Regions from separate parts of the Homo sapiens genome. Here regions 1 and 3 are each linked to region 2. The links are chromatin loops, found by intact Hi-C in ENCODE. Cell type or tissue: PC-9. All regions are shown on one strand. Region 1 has its middle 82 kb from the start of RGS4. Region 2 has its middle 44 kb from the start of CCDC190. Region 3 has its middle 33 kb from the start of RGS4.

The links. Peaks named below come from ENCODE experiments on the same cell type or tissue, not always from the same donor. Only the 100,000 strongest peaks of a DNase experiment are listed, where the experiment ranks them.
Region 1: a loop joins it to region 2, with 2.2 times the contacts of the local background. A loop is called at or near these places in 3 of 110 quality-filtered maps.
Region 3: it touches region 2 in a loop (4-fold over the local background); 5 of 110 quality-filtered maps call a loop at or near these places.

Annotation. Positions count from the first base shown.
Region 1 is chr1:162,985,125-162,990,124 of GRCh38, reverse strand. No RefSeq gene overlaps it. Among named protein-coding and RNA genes, the nearest start is that of RGS4, 82 kb to the left of the region's middle. In PC-9, no CTCF peak of the experiment used is centred here; no DNase peak of the experiment used is centred here; H3K27ac peaks cover 401 bases.
Region 2 is chr1:162,902,985-162,907,984 of GRCh38, reverse strand. No RefSeq gene overlaps it. Among named protein-coding and RNA genes, the nearest start is that of CCDC190, 44 kb to the right of the region's middle. In PC-9, no CTCF peak of the experiment used is centred here; a DNase peak (open chromatin) is centred at 2,114; H3K27ac peaks cover 460 bases.
Region 3 is chr1:163,033,937-163,038,936 of GRCh38, reverse strand. No RefSeq gene overlaps it. Among named protein-coding and RNA genes, the nearest start is that of RGS4, 33 kb to the left of the region's middle. RefSeq lists an enhancer at 2,381-3,580. In PC-9, no CTCF peak of the experiment used is centred here; a DNase peak (open chromatin) is centred at 2,966; H3K4me3 peaks cover 688 bases; H3K27ac peaks cover 3,211 bases.

The sequences.
Region 1 (5,000 bases), 82 kb before region 2:
ACTGGAGTGGGGAGGATGTGGCTGGAGCAGGGAGGATTTCTGTGGAGAAGCCTATGCTCAAATATGGATCTGCCCCTATAATGTGTTCCCTAGGCATGAAATGAGGTTAAATTCCAAAGCCTTCAGTATAGAGTACAATTTTAATGCATATACTTTAGTTGGAATGAAGAATTTGTGCAGGGAAGGGCCTGAGAGCAGATTTTAGATGGAGCAGGGCAAAGAAGAGAATATAGGTTGGGGAGAAGGAATCACTGTTTAGGGGAATAGCTCAACAAGAGACTGTGGTTGACAGAGGAAAATGCCATAACCTGTCCTAGGGGTAAGAAGGCACCTGTGCTTTCTTCTAAAGTCCTCCAATTCCTGATCTGAAAACTGGCAATGATGACCGGCTCTTGCCTCTTTGATCTAGAGATACACATTTTCTTCACACAGCGAGGGAGACATCCACTGCACAGCTACTGCCATTTTCTTCCTGGGACCCATTTCAACTCTCAAGTTCTATAACTTCACAATTCTTCAAGAGAAAAAAATAGGAGGAATAAATATTAAGTATGTGCTAATTCTTTCTGATGAGCTGAATTTGGGGTGGTGATGAGGGTTTGTAGGGGGTTGCATGGGAATGATCATTTACACTCGTAGGATATTAGAAGTGTTAAGGATTTTATTTCTGTTTTAATCCTACAGGCTTTACATTGTATATAGATCGCTGCAGAAAAAGTATGTGACTTATCCAAGATCACTAAGTAGTGGCTGTGTTTATTCTAGTTAGAAAACCTCCTGAACTCACTACCTTATGAGATTTCCATTAGAACTTTAATTGCAATTGGCTTAGAGCATTCTAAAGCTGAGTGATGAAATGGGGAGAGATAAGCTGGAATTCTAAACTACTTGGAAACCACATGATCCTTAAACAACCTTGACCCAATGCCCCGGGGATGGGAAAGGATACTGAGATCAATCGTTTTATCTCCTTTCATAGGACGCATGTGAGGGGCAGCAGTGTCCCTGATCTAAAATCCACCAGGTGCCTCAGAGGGTTCTGCAGGTCTTTTCCCAAGATAGAGCATCCCCTGGAGGTGGGAAACTTGTAATGACACCTTCCTTTACCTCACTCCCCATTAGTGTCACCTGGGGAATCCAGTCTAGGGGTGGAGGAACAGGGTCTGACAAAGGGATTTCAAAGTCTTGCTTTGAAAACAGCTTTAGAATGCTCTAAGCCAATTGCAATTAAAGTTCTAATGGAAATCTCATAGGGTAGTGAGTTCAGGAGGTTTTCTAACTAGAATAAACACAGCCACTAATTAGTGATCTTGGATAAGTGACATACACACACAGGTATAACTGGTGGCTATTTTGTCATGATGCACTTCTCTACCTGACTCTCCAAAGCCTACTGTCATAGCTGTGTGCTCTGCTGAGTCCACTACCCTGTGCTGCCTACTAGCAAACAGCAACCTGGCTTTTCAGATAGCATAGTTCAGAGTACCCACACATCTTGCCACCATGCATGGGTGCCCCACCTTGCTTGAACTTCTCCTAGGGTCCCTTTAAGGCATTCAGAAACAGGAACATAGTTGTCCAGAGCTAATCATGAAGATGGCTGTATGGCTGTAACTGAGAGCTGTGGCGGGGGACGATGAGTGGGCTCTGTGCTCAGAAGCCTCTGTAGCAGATCTGTTGTTCAAGGCCAGAAAGGGCCAGGGAGATAGGCCAGGCAGGTAAGACATTTTTGCCCTCCTTTTCCTTCTTCACCCTCATTAGTCAAAGAAGTTCTCCAAAATAGCAAACTTTTCTTAAACCAGGACTCCACATATGGGCCAGGGAACTGAGATATATCCAAAATATCAAGGGTTACCAGGTGCTTAATTTGCAATATGAGGAGGAGCTCCTTGGAATCTCATTTTCATGGGATGAGAATGGTGCTGGTATAGGTAAAAATTCATGAGAGGGAGAGGAGCTGGAGAAGCCCTTCTCACGGCAAAGCTACTGAAGAGATCTCTTTGCCTGAGACAAGGCCATAAGCACCTGGATCACTCCCAGGGCTGCAAGCTTATTCACCTCTGACTCACAGGATGACTGTGATTAAATTTCATTATCCATTCAGTCTCCAGGTCTAGAGGTTTTTGGTTTTAGGTAGACTATAAGCTTCAGCTCCTCTAAAGGGTTTTTGACTAATGTGCACTGTTATTGAATCACAGTAGATTTTCACACATTCATAATTATTCCTCTGAAGCAGCACATATTCACTGTTATCTCTGGATAAGAGGAGCAGAGAGAACAACAATGTCATTTCACTCCTTTCTTCTAAGAGATGGATGCAATTTGTGACCTAGTTTTTTGAGTACCCTGAATTCCCTTGGGGCTGAAGAAAAGAACACAGCTTTGAAAGGCTGAAGTGAGGATCAAATGAGAAAATAAAATATGTTGCCATAGACCCCCCAGGACTCCCTCACACTAATGAGGGGTGCTGCAGGGAAGTCGGGGGGTGGTTATTCACTGTGCTATGCCTAGTGATACACATAAAAACAGAAAAAAAATGTGCATATAGGAGATAATGATGAATCCTGTTATTATACTGCCTAAATTTGTAATGGAATAGATCATTTTGATTTTCAATCTGCCTGAATTCCTTATTAAGAGATGCCTAACTTATATGTCAGTTTTAAATTATGGATGCCAAGTACAGGGTAATAGTAAAATTGGGTTTCCAGAGGATGCACAAACCCATTTAAGATTTTGGGGAAAAAAAGGTTAAATAGCTACTCCTATGTTTAGGCTGAGCCAGGAATAAAACAGACAGGAAAACTGGTGTTCTATGAGTGATCAAAGAAGCCCACATGATGGGGTCTATACCCATACTCACACCATTCAACATCTCCAATCTACATTTGAGTAACTGATTTTCCAAACATCTAAATGCTACAGGGCAGTTCAGTATGGGGTCTATAGGCTTTCAGTAACCCCCTCTTCCCCATACATTCCCTCCCAAGCTAAGCTGCTTCTGTCAGTAGACATGGAAATTTTGCTGTGTAATTGGAAATGTAGAAGGAAATTCTTGTTAGAGAAAGAGGGGCGAGGTAAAGATGGAGAAAGACAGAGGAGATGGTACAGAATCTTTTTCTACATTTCTTCATCCATGAGAATGCATACCTTGACCTCACCATCCCAAATGCTAATATTTGCTGTTTTACAGTTAAGAGATATTACTAGCAGAAAGGAGATACTCTAGCAAGACCTATTCTTATGTTTCCATTTTGCAGGAGGCCGAGAAGAAGGAAGTGATTCCAGAAAGGTATCACCATTCCTCAGTTACGAAACCCAAGTGAGACCACAATATCCTGACTTCCAGTCTAGAGCTATCTGTAATGCAATAAATCTCTTCACAGGAGCATATACACTGGGAACGGGAACTCTCACAGGTAAGAAAATCCTTCAAGCTCCAAATAAATGAAATAGAAAATTTGCATGCTCAATAAGTGACAGGATAATGAAGAAACAGTTGTATTCTGTCTATACTAACACAACTTAGCAGCTTTCCAAAGTGATGGTGAAATGGCGGCAAGGTTCTGGAATAAAAAATGTATATTTTTATAAGACTAAAATATGTCTGGCCGGAACTAAAAAGCAGCATTGCAACTCCCATAAAGAGGGAATTTCATACAAGGTGAGTAGGGTGAAAGTGGGGGTGAAATGACAGATTGTGCGGCCAACTACTTATTTCTACTTGAGGATGGCCTTAACTACTCCCTCTCCAAAACTAAACCTGTTCAGTGTATCAGTAAAGCTAAATTGATCTGAGTTGCTATGGGAACACAGAAAGGAGTTCCTGGAAATGTAATAATAATTGCTGTCATCTAAAAGGGCAGTAGCTTTCTACTTCAATATCCTCCCATATGTCTGCATTAAGCTGACATTAGCAAATGGGTGTCAAAAGTCATTTGCATGCTAATTGCTAGGAGGATAACTTGCAGTGTTGGGTGCTGCTCTACTGAGCTGATTTGCTAAAGGAAAAGTTTTTCATTGTTTTTCCAGATTCAAATTCTTTTTGCATGGTATGGTTTGGCTGCCTGGGAAAGAATCCAAATGTTACCTCTCTCACAAGACACACATCTCAGGGCCCACGTAGGTCAGGGTAAGAGCTACACATTTGCATGTGGTCAGTGTATAGAGCTTGGTTTCTTAAGCTTGACAAACATCTGACAAACATTGGAAACTTCATAAGCATCTTTACTTGGTGAATTATTTGTGTTTTAGAGGAGGTAGTAGGGAAATGGAGTGTTCATGATTTCGAGAGTCAAAGAATGGAATCAGAATCACGAACCTGAAAGATGGCCTAAGGGAATCTGCTGGTTGGTCCCTTGCTACTCAAAGTATGATCCACTCATCAGCAGCACTGGCATAATCTAGAAGCTTGCCAGTGATGCAGAATTTCAGACCCTGCCCTAGACCTAATATATCAGAATCTACACTTTAACAAGATCCCTAGGTGATTTGTTTGCACATTGAAGTTTGAGAAGCATTAGTGTGGTCTAATGCTTTTACAAATAAGATGACTGAAGCCTGGAGAAGAGAAGTGACTTGCTAATGTCTTGTTGAAGATTAATAATAGCACCAGAACAAAACTCCAGTGTCTCTGAGAGTAAGACTTCTGCCATTACTCCACGTAGGCTCTCAGTAGCTGTGGTTGGGGCACGATGTTAGAAGTGGCATCCAAGACTTTCTGACTTTGTCCCTAGTTTTATGCCATCCCAAGCACTGTCCCTTTTCCAATTTCAAATTTGCACGTATTGCTGGCCCTGGTAATGTGCTCAGATTGGCCAATTTGAGTGCCAGTTTTGGGAGTGCTCCATTGTCCTGCAAAAGTAGCTGATGATAGTTGCATTCCAAATGAAAGAATAGATCTCTAGTCTTTACCTTTCCTGTATCCTCTTTCAAGGCCTCCAACAGGGGCAATCAATATGTCTTTGTGAATTACTCCAAAGAGGAATGTTTCTCCCATT
Region 2 (5,000 bases):
GGGGTAGGGCAGTGCCAGCGCTTGTGCAGTATTTCCTTACAGGTACCACACACAGGCCAAAAGGATCTCTGTTCTTGCTGCACCTCTAGCATTGTTTCTCTTCTGATGTGAGATTCATATTGAAAATGCTAGTTTTGCCTGAAGATTGTGTTACGAGGTACTCACATCAGAGCCTTGTGTTGATTGTCTGGGACAGCACATCCTCCTGGTCTATTTTGTTCACTGATATGTCCTAAGTGCCTGGAACAGTGTTGGAGACATGGTAGGTACTCTATTAATATTTGTTGGATGGCATATCATCTAGGGATCTCATTTGTCAGCCTTTTAGTCTATTAAATAAAGAAGGTATCTGATAGTACAAAATAAAATATTTAATGAAAGCTATTATTTATTGGGTGCTTTTTTGGTGCCAGGCATGTAAATACATTTCAACTCTACAAGAGATTTTTTGGGTCCACCTTTTACAGAGGAGGAAAATGGGTTCAGAAGGATTCAGTAACTTGTTCCAAGCCACATAATTAATAAGAGACCTTTCTAAAATTAATTCCTTTTCCATTAGGCCTCATTGACTCCTACCTTCAGAAGGGTACCCACTTTTAAGGCCAGTGATAGAAAAAAACCCTTTGCTCCTATGAGACGTCTCAAGGGCTTGATCCAAAGTGGTTTTGGAATTTGAATATCTAACACCTAGTCTGGTCTACCTGGCGTGCATCCACACCTCATTCATCTCAGGAATATTGTTCTGTGCTGTTCAGTGCTATAGTCTCTAACCACGTATGTGGCTAATGAGCAACTGAAATGTGGCTAGTCCTAACTGAGATGTGGAGTAAGTGTAGATTACATACCAGATTTCAAAAACTTAGTATGAAAAGAATAATATAAAATATCTCAATAATTTTCATATTGATGAATGTTGAAATTACAGTATATTATTAAAATTAATTTTCATTGTTTCTTCTTTTTTGTCTTGTGGCTACTAGAAATTTTAAAATTAGATGTATGGCTTGCTTGATATTCCTGTTGGATAGTGCTACTACAGCTTTTTAGTCCAATTCAATGTTCATTGTCTAGGCACCAAGCTACAAATAGAGGGGACACACACAAAATGCACAAGCCACAATTCTTGCTCCTCAATGAGCTTACAGCCATAAGGAAAAAAATGGATACACACACTAACAATTGTAGTACCAGGGAGCATGTGCAATCTATTACAGCATATAGATAGGTAATGTTACAAGAGCCCTCCCTAACCTCAGAGGTCAGTATTCTCCCGTCAAAGTGCTCTCTAATCAACCCATCAACACATGAAACAGTATTGTTGTGACTAAGGGTGTGTGATTTAGAACCACAAAGACCCAGATCCTGATCCCACTATTTACTAGCTCTGTGGCTTTGGCTGAGTAGTTCTCTGATGAGATTTTAGAATGCAGATAAAAATATCTGTTTCACCTGCCTCAGAAGGTTGCTACAAAAGTGGGTTGATAGAGACGTACCTTAATCTCATAAAGATTAAGTGAATTAACAAGAGTCTCTTATTAAGTTTGGGCTGCTATGACAAAATACCATAAACTGGGTGGCTTATAAACAACAGAAACTTATTTCTCACTGTTTTGGAGGCTGGGAAGTCATTTCCTCATAGATAGCACCTTCTACTTGTGTCCTTTTATGGTGGAAAGGATGAGGCAGCTCTCTGGGGCCTCTTCTAAAATGGCGTTTATCCTGTGGATGATGGCTCCCCTGCCCCCACACGACCTAATCATCTCCCAAAGGCCCCATCTCATAATATTATCACATCGGCAGTTAGGCTTTAACATATGAACTTTGAGGGGAGCACAAACATTCAGATCATAGAAATGGGCAAAGCACTTAGCACAGGGCCTGGCACACAGTAACTGGTACTCAGTTAAGTATTCCAATATTGATTTCTAAGTGGGGCTTACCATCATCCCTAATTACCTCACTCATTTACTTGTTACATGTTTTTTGTTTATCTCCCCCACTAGAAGGTCAGTTTCATAAAGATAAAAACTTTACTTAACACCCCTACATGTTCCACACCTAATCAAGAGCTTGACACACAGTGACACACAGGCTTTCAACAAATATTGCTTGAATGAGTCATTGGCCTTAAAAGCTATAAGCTCACAGCATGGAGAGTCTCATGAGGACAGAAAGCAGCAAGTTAAATACCAGGCTAAATCTGGGATTTTTTTTTCATCATATTTTCTTAGTAGCAAATTATTCATTTACCCCTAAACAGAGAACTGTTTGTGGGGGATAAATACCTTGAAAAATTGATAGAGTTGAGCATGAGACCTCCAAGATGCATTCCTAAACAGTGCTATGGGCTAGCTGGGCTGGATTCTGCTTTGCTCTGTGTGTCTGCAAGCAGATGTTTGCTTATAAGCAGAATAGATTAGAGGCCATAGAGGAAGAAAAAATTAGAATGAGACAGCTGCCATCCAGAAATAAATTTGGAACCAAAATTAATGTCTGAGAGGAATGTTTAAGAAACCTTGTCTTGTGGTGCACAATGCAAATGCTCTTTACAGCATCCCCAGCATCCCCACTAAGCCCATCGTTAAAGACCATTCCTTGTTAATGCACTGTGGGGCTGGAGCTGTGTGAAAGAAAGTGATGCAATGTTGGGTCTGGCCTCAGAATGAAAATACAATATGCCATGGCCTCACTAGGCAATGGACCTGCAGCTGAAAGTGGAATTATCCTCTGAGTGAGAGGACAGGGAAAAGGTATCCCAGAAATAAGAGAAAAGGGAATGAAGCAGAGGCACTAATGTCTATCATGTGAGATGGAGGGCATGTGGGTGTCCTGCTAGAGTGAGGAAGGAAGCAGTATCCCTTATTGGGAGCAGAACAATGACCCCCTAGGGATCTATCCAGAACAGAGAGAGACACTCTCACCTCTGAGCAGCAGAGCCTAGCTTAAGTTGCTCAAAAAGCACAGGGCGACAAAGTAGTGGTACCTAGCTCAGGCTGGATGAAAGATTGCTCATCTCCAGACGGTGCAGCCTGACAGCTCTAGTGCTTATCACCAAGGCACTAGGCTATGGCTTGGCTAGAACCATGTGAGTTGAGAGTGAGGCTGTTGTACCAACTAAAGATAGATACAAAGACTGTGCCCTTCCCTAGGCCTGTGGGAAGTTAAATGAGCTGAGGAAGCCGGTTTAACAATGACATTGTTAGGCACCAAGCCAGAGATCACAGGGCTCATTACCCATCCAGCCACCATTAACTGGATGAAGCTTCTTGGCAATGCAGGTTAAAATTTGGCCCAAATGTGATAAGCCTAAGTATCCCGCTGGAGTAAGCCCTTTCTTCTGGGCTGAAGCTCGCCACAAGTTACAACCTCAGACCAGAGCTGGAACATGTGGTTTCAGTACCTGCTTGCTGAGATGATGAATCCAAGCAGAAAAAAGGAGTGACAAACTCCTTGTTATTAGCAGCCAGAAAGAAATACCTAGAGTTTCCCAAACATACCAGGCTGTGTCTGCCGTGCATTTGAACTTGCACAGAACGAACTTTGGATTTGACCACCTGCTTGTCCCCTACTCATCTCCTCTGTAGCAACAACCCTGGACTCCAGGGAGGCCTAAATTCTCTGACCTTTTGGCCCTCATGGTGTTCCGTGAATTCTCTCCATTATAGCCCCGATACACTGTTTGGCTCTTTATTTGTAAGTTTGCCTCTCCAAGACAGTGAGCTTCTTGAGGATAGGAATATGTCTTGCTGTATTAATAGCTCCTGGCCTAAGGCCTGACCCATATTTGTTAGACTGAGTGAAACTAAATTGAGAATTGATGTAGCTTCGCTTGGAGTATTCTGAGATGCCCAATTCCTTTTTCTTATCCTTCCTTTCCCCCATTTCAGTTTCCATATTTTACTTTACACAGATTTCTTATATTTTGCAAACCCCCAAAGTGCAAGAAATTCTTTAAACTGAAAAGTCCAAAGATGTAAGGTTTTCAAGGGGCAGTAGAGAGACTCAGACATAATTGAGATTCAGAAACCTGGGTTCCAGTTCTAGTTCTGCCCTCACGGGCTGTGACACTGACCCAGTTCCTTCACTTTCTTCTGAAAAATCAAGTGGGGTTATTGAAACCTAGAATGTCTGAATTTGGTAGACAATAAAAAGCCATTTTAGGTTAATGAGTCAAAGAATAACTTCTAAGAGGGAGGTTAAGAGAATATCAAGCAAAATACTCTTTATAAATTAAATATTTGTAAATACAGAAAAGTCCACCAATACAGCAAACACATCAGAGAGTGATTGTTTCAGGGAAGGGCAAGGGAAAAGGGGAATTCGTGTAAAAGAAAATAAGTAAACAAAGCAAGTGCGGAACCTTGCTTAGATTAATGATGAGCGTTTTCCTTAAATTAAGGTATGCCCAACCCTCTGCATGTGAGGTCCCAAAAAAGGAGAGGGATGTAATCTACAAAATTCAGTTGGTCTAAATGGATTAAAGAGAGGGAGGAGCAGGGAGTTGCGATGTGTGGGCAAGAGCAGGGAGCAGGAGGGATTAGAGAGATGGGAGGGGCCCATATACACCCAGCAAGGCTGCGGAATGAGGAGCTTGAAGCATGTTTGTCTTGCCTAGGCCCATGGGCTCTACACTTTCAGGCCAGATCCCTTTTCACTAGGCCCTGCTAAAAAGGTAGAGAGACTTAACTAAAAAGCTTTCTCTGACTTTATGAAATGAGACATTATGTAAAGCATGAACTTAATTTAGATAATGGGGTTGACCAGAACAAACAGCAATAAAGCCGAAATGATTAAAAACACGTCAATCACATTTATCCCTTATGGCATATGATGTGTACACAGCCTCTCAATCAGCTGTGTGACTCCAGGCACTAGACCCACTAGCCTGGCCTCTTGGTGTTGAAAAAGTCAAAAGGTAAAAGCCTGAGCAGACCTTGAGTTTCTGGAGGCACAAAGAGGCACTTCTGTCACCACCACCACCATCTGCTGAAAATCTGCTC
Region 3 (5,000 bases), 130 kb before region 2:
CTAGAAAGATGCTTCATAACAGCCTTTTTGCTGCCTGAGTTCAACAGAACTCAGCTCTTTGAGGTGTTTCATGCAAAAGGCATCTATAGTCAAGTATGAGTTGAAGACTCATATTATATCTCCCTAAGAGTTTTACCACATAGAATAGTATTGTGAAAAGTCTGCTTAAAGAAAAGTAAGGAGGACTGTTTAAATTTATTTGGTCAAGTCTTTTATACCCTTTTGGCCTAAAGGTTTTTTTTTAATTTTTTTTGTTGTTGTTGTTTTTAATGTTTTTCTTCCTTACTTTGTATCTTTTAACATACTAGGGAATGTCAGTACTGTGGAAAATACTTTGGGAAATGGACAGGAAAAAAATAAACATCTATTGCTAATGGTTCTATGGCACCTCCCATTCATACATCAAAACCCAATAGTAATGATAGGATCAAATGTGATTTCGTGGAAGTTGACAGGTGATTTGTCTAGGTTCCTTCTGGGTGGTATTTTTAAATCATCTCACTAAGTAATTTATATAAACCTAGACTTATTTCTGTTTGCAAGGACCTTGCAAAATGGTAGTAAAGTATTACTTTCTTTATTTTACAGAAAGGAAAAAGAAGATCTGATAGGGTTAAGTGACTTCTCCAGGGCTCCACAGTGGCAAGTGGCAAAGGCGGGGTTAGGAGACCAGACTTCTGACTTTACGGGGCTATGCCTGTGTTTCATGCTGCTTCCCCCTAGTCTGATATTGTAAAGGAGTCACCAAATCTATGTCTCCAGCTGAGATGAGAAGAAATTGGATTTCCTGAGAATCATGATAGCTGCCTCTTACTAAACCCTGGCTATGCTCAGGCACCATTCCAAGAACTTTAAGTATATGATCTCTAACAATAACAACCTGGCAATGTAAGTATTGTTATTCTCTTCTTACATATGTGACAATGACAATTCAGAGTTGTTAGGTAACTATTCCAATTATAAACTTCAATAAATGTCAATATGTGTGTGTGTGTACACATATATGTATACACATACATATATACACATATATGCACACACATACATATATACATATATGCACACACATACATATATACATATATGCACACACATACATATATACACATATATGTGCACACACATACATATATACACATATATGTGTACACACATACATATATACACATATATGTGTACACACATGCATATATACACACATATATGTGTACACACATGCATATATACACACATATATGTGTACACACATGCATATATACACACATATATGTGTACACACATGCATATATACACACATATATGTGTACACACATGCACATATATACACATATATGTGTACACACATGCCCATATATACACATATATGTGTACACACATGCATATATATACACATATATGTGTACACACATGCATATATATACACATATATGTGTGCACACATGCATATATATACACATATATGTGTGCACACATACATATATTTATATATTCCTGCCTATGTTCATGTAAAATTGTGACAAGATTCCACCAAATTGCCCTTCAAAAAGGATTGCACAAAATCGATTGTGACTTTTCCCCACACCCTGGTAATATTGTTTATTATATACTTTATTTTTTTTCCAATTTGATGGGTAAAAATGACATCCCATCAAGGGTTCTTTAGTTTATATTTCATGAATCATGAGGTTTAGTAACTTTTTAATACATATGCTGGACACTTAGAGTCTTTTCTTTTTAACTAATATATGCTTTCCTTTGGGGTTCTTTTTCTTTGGCTATTTGTTGAAGACAACTTGACTCTATCAAGTATTTGGCAAATATTTTTGTGAATTTAAAACAAACTGAAAACAATCTAGGTTTCTATCAATGGAAAATGAATTTATAATTTATGGTGTATCCATACAATGAGATACTGCTATGGTTGAATGTGTCCCCCAAAGGTCATGTGTTGGAAACTTAATCTCCAAGACAACAGCCTTGAGAGGCAGGATTTTTAAGACATGACTAGGGATGAGGGCTCTGCCCTCATAGGTAGGTTAATGTCACTGTGGTGGAAGTGGGTGAGTTATCACAGGAGTGGATTTCTGATAAAAGAATGAGTTCAGCCTCTTTCCCCTCTTTCTTGTGTGCACTCCCTTACTCCTCTGCCACCCACCACGGGATGACAAAGCAAGAAAACTCTTTCTGGATGTGGGCTCCTTAACCTTTGACTTTCCAGTTTCAAGCACTGTAAGAAATAAATATATGTTCTTTATAAGTTACCCAGTCTGTGATATTCTAGTTCACAACTGTTACAGAAGTTATTGAAAAAGGCAATGGACTGATTTGGAAAGATGCTCAAAATATATTGTTAAGTGAACTAGAAAATGGCAGGATTATATATATAGTAGACTCCCCACTAAAGCACTTATGCATATACTTATATACACTTGTGAATTTATGGACAATAGTAAGATGTGGGTGTGGATGTTTCTAGTAGATAGAAATGGCCTTGAGGGCAAGGTTAACTTTTACTTTTTATTTTTTGCTTTTTACTTTTATTTTTGTATAGTAGCATGTATTACTTTTATAATAAAAATAATTAATAGTAACTTTGTAACATTGGCTTTGAAAAGTAATTTGCTTTTTAGGAGACACAGTAACAGGTGAGTCAGGTTCTGTCTTCTATACCATGCTGCCTCTGGGCAGAAACAAGGCTTTTCTGCAGCACATTGATGTTCCCAAGGCAGGCTTTAATGGCCCCCCTGCTTTCCATCAAACAAAGGGAAACCTCTGTGAGAGGTGGCAGAGAGCCATGGAAGGAAGGGCAGGAGGCTGAGAAAGTATCTGAGGATGAAGCATCACCAACCATGAGGCTGCACATTGCTTTCTCTTACTAATGATGATAATATCAGCTCTCATTGTCTGACAAAACTGAGGCTTTTCAGAAGCTGCATTTCCCACACTGAGGTCAAGATACTTCTATTGCCAAGGAAGGGTAAATGGATAGGAGGAGGCAAATTCTCCAGGGATGAGGATAGTGCCGGAAGTGGAGGTAAGTGAATTATGGGCTGATGATTCAGCAGCAAATCACCCATGGAAATGTCCCACCCACCTCCGGAGGCTGATTATTTTTCAAGGAACTTTGAGGGTCAAGACAACCACCTATGTTCCCAGGAGGTGGTAGAAAAATGTGCGTCTCAAACTTTTTACTTCCTAAGAATTCCTAACATTAGATGTGCCTCCCTACAAATTGAACTTGGTGTCTCATGTTTTCTTTAAATCCACATGATTTTTAAATCCTATTCTATGACTCATCTGTGTTGGTTATAGTAGAAAAATAATTTGTGTTCCCTGTATTTTCAATGATATCTGTTGAGTAGGAAAATAAGCTGTGTGTATTCCCTAAGGCATATTCAATTATTATTGGGTAGAAAGGAGGTTTTGAATTAGGCATACCTGGCTTTGATCTGCTTGTCACATATTTTTGCTCATGTTATTTAATACCTGAACTGCAACTTTCCTAACATCTATAAAGGAAAATAGTAATTTCATCTCTCTAGAATCTTATGAGAGCTAAATAGAAAAAAATATATCTCAGTACCTTTCACATAATGGGTATTAATTTAAGTGTTAAATTTTTCACTTTAAAATTGTTTTAAAATCTGAAAAAAACACCAATATTTATGAGTTCTACATTACTTAGAATTAGTTCCAGCAGTGTACTTAATAAAATAACAGTGGCTTAAACAGGATGGATTTTAATTTTTCTCTCATGTAAGAGAAATTTGAAGGATTATAGTCCAGAGCTGGTTTCAAAAGAAGAGACTCAAAATTCCTTCTGTATTTCTGATCCGCCATTTTTAGCACATTGCTTTCATGCTCAAGAGTGCCTAATGGTCCATGATGGTAGCTTCAGCTACAGCCGTCATATGCAAATTCCAGGCAGAATAAAGAAAGGTAGAAGGAAAGGGCAACACCCAATTACCCTGATTTGATCATTACCCATTATATGCTCACATCAAAACATCACATGTACCCCACAAATATGCACAACTAGTATATATCTATAATAATTAAAAATAAAAAACTTTAAACAAAGACTGAGAAATATTTTAATTAGGTACAATGCTTCCCCAAATATAGATGATATTCTGTTAGTAAGGATGAAGGAGAGAACTGATATTAAGCAAGCAATCAGTAGTCTCTGCCACAACTAGCTATTATGACACGCTAATAGCTAACGTTTATTGAGTGGTTACTATTAACATAAGCATTTGGGGCTCATGATGTAGGTACTCTCTTCTTCCTTTTAGAGATGATATAACAGAGGCTTAAAGAGGGTAAGTTAATAAGCAGCAAAGCTAGGATTTGCACCAAGGCAGGGTGTCAGGAGAGCCAACTTTCTTAAGTGAGCTGCTGTCCAGTGCTATGGCTGGGGATTCTCACATATAGTTTTAATAGATTTTCCAAATACCAATAGGAAAGTTGAAATTCTAAAGCATAAAATGGTCAGTTATTTGATGGAATTGCTGATGCCAATCAGTCGTGTGTTTGAAGATACTGGTTTTGCTAAAGTGATTGGATCTCTGGCTGGCACTTCATTCTATAACTATGACTAAAGCATAGTCAAATATAGTCTCCAGTCTTGGTATTTTGATCTTAAGGAAGAAACTTTCTCTGGCTTGAAGGCAAGTTATGTATATTCATTCAGTCTTGCATTCATTCTTTCATTGTACCATAAAGAATTTTTGAATTGATTCTATCTAAGAACCTAGGAATACAAAGATTATAAGGCAGCATCCCTATCCTTAAAGCTCATAGATAGAGCAGTTGCCTTTAAGTAATTCAATCACAACCCAAAGGAAGAAGGTGAATATAGTTAATAATTAATAATGTGTTGAATATTTTGAAACAGCTGAAAGGGAGAATTTTAAATGTTCTCACCACAAAAAATGATAAATATTTGAGATGATGCATATGCTAATTACCCTGATTTGATTATTCCACAATGTACACAT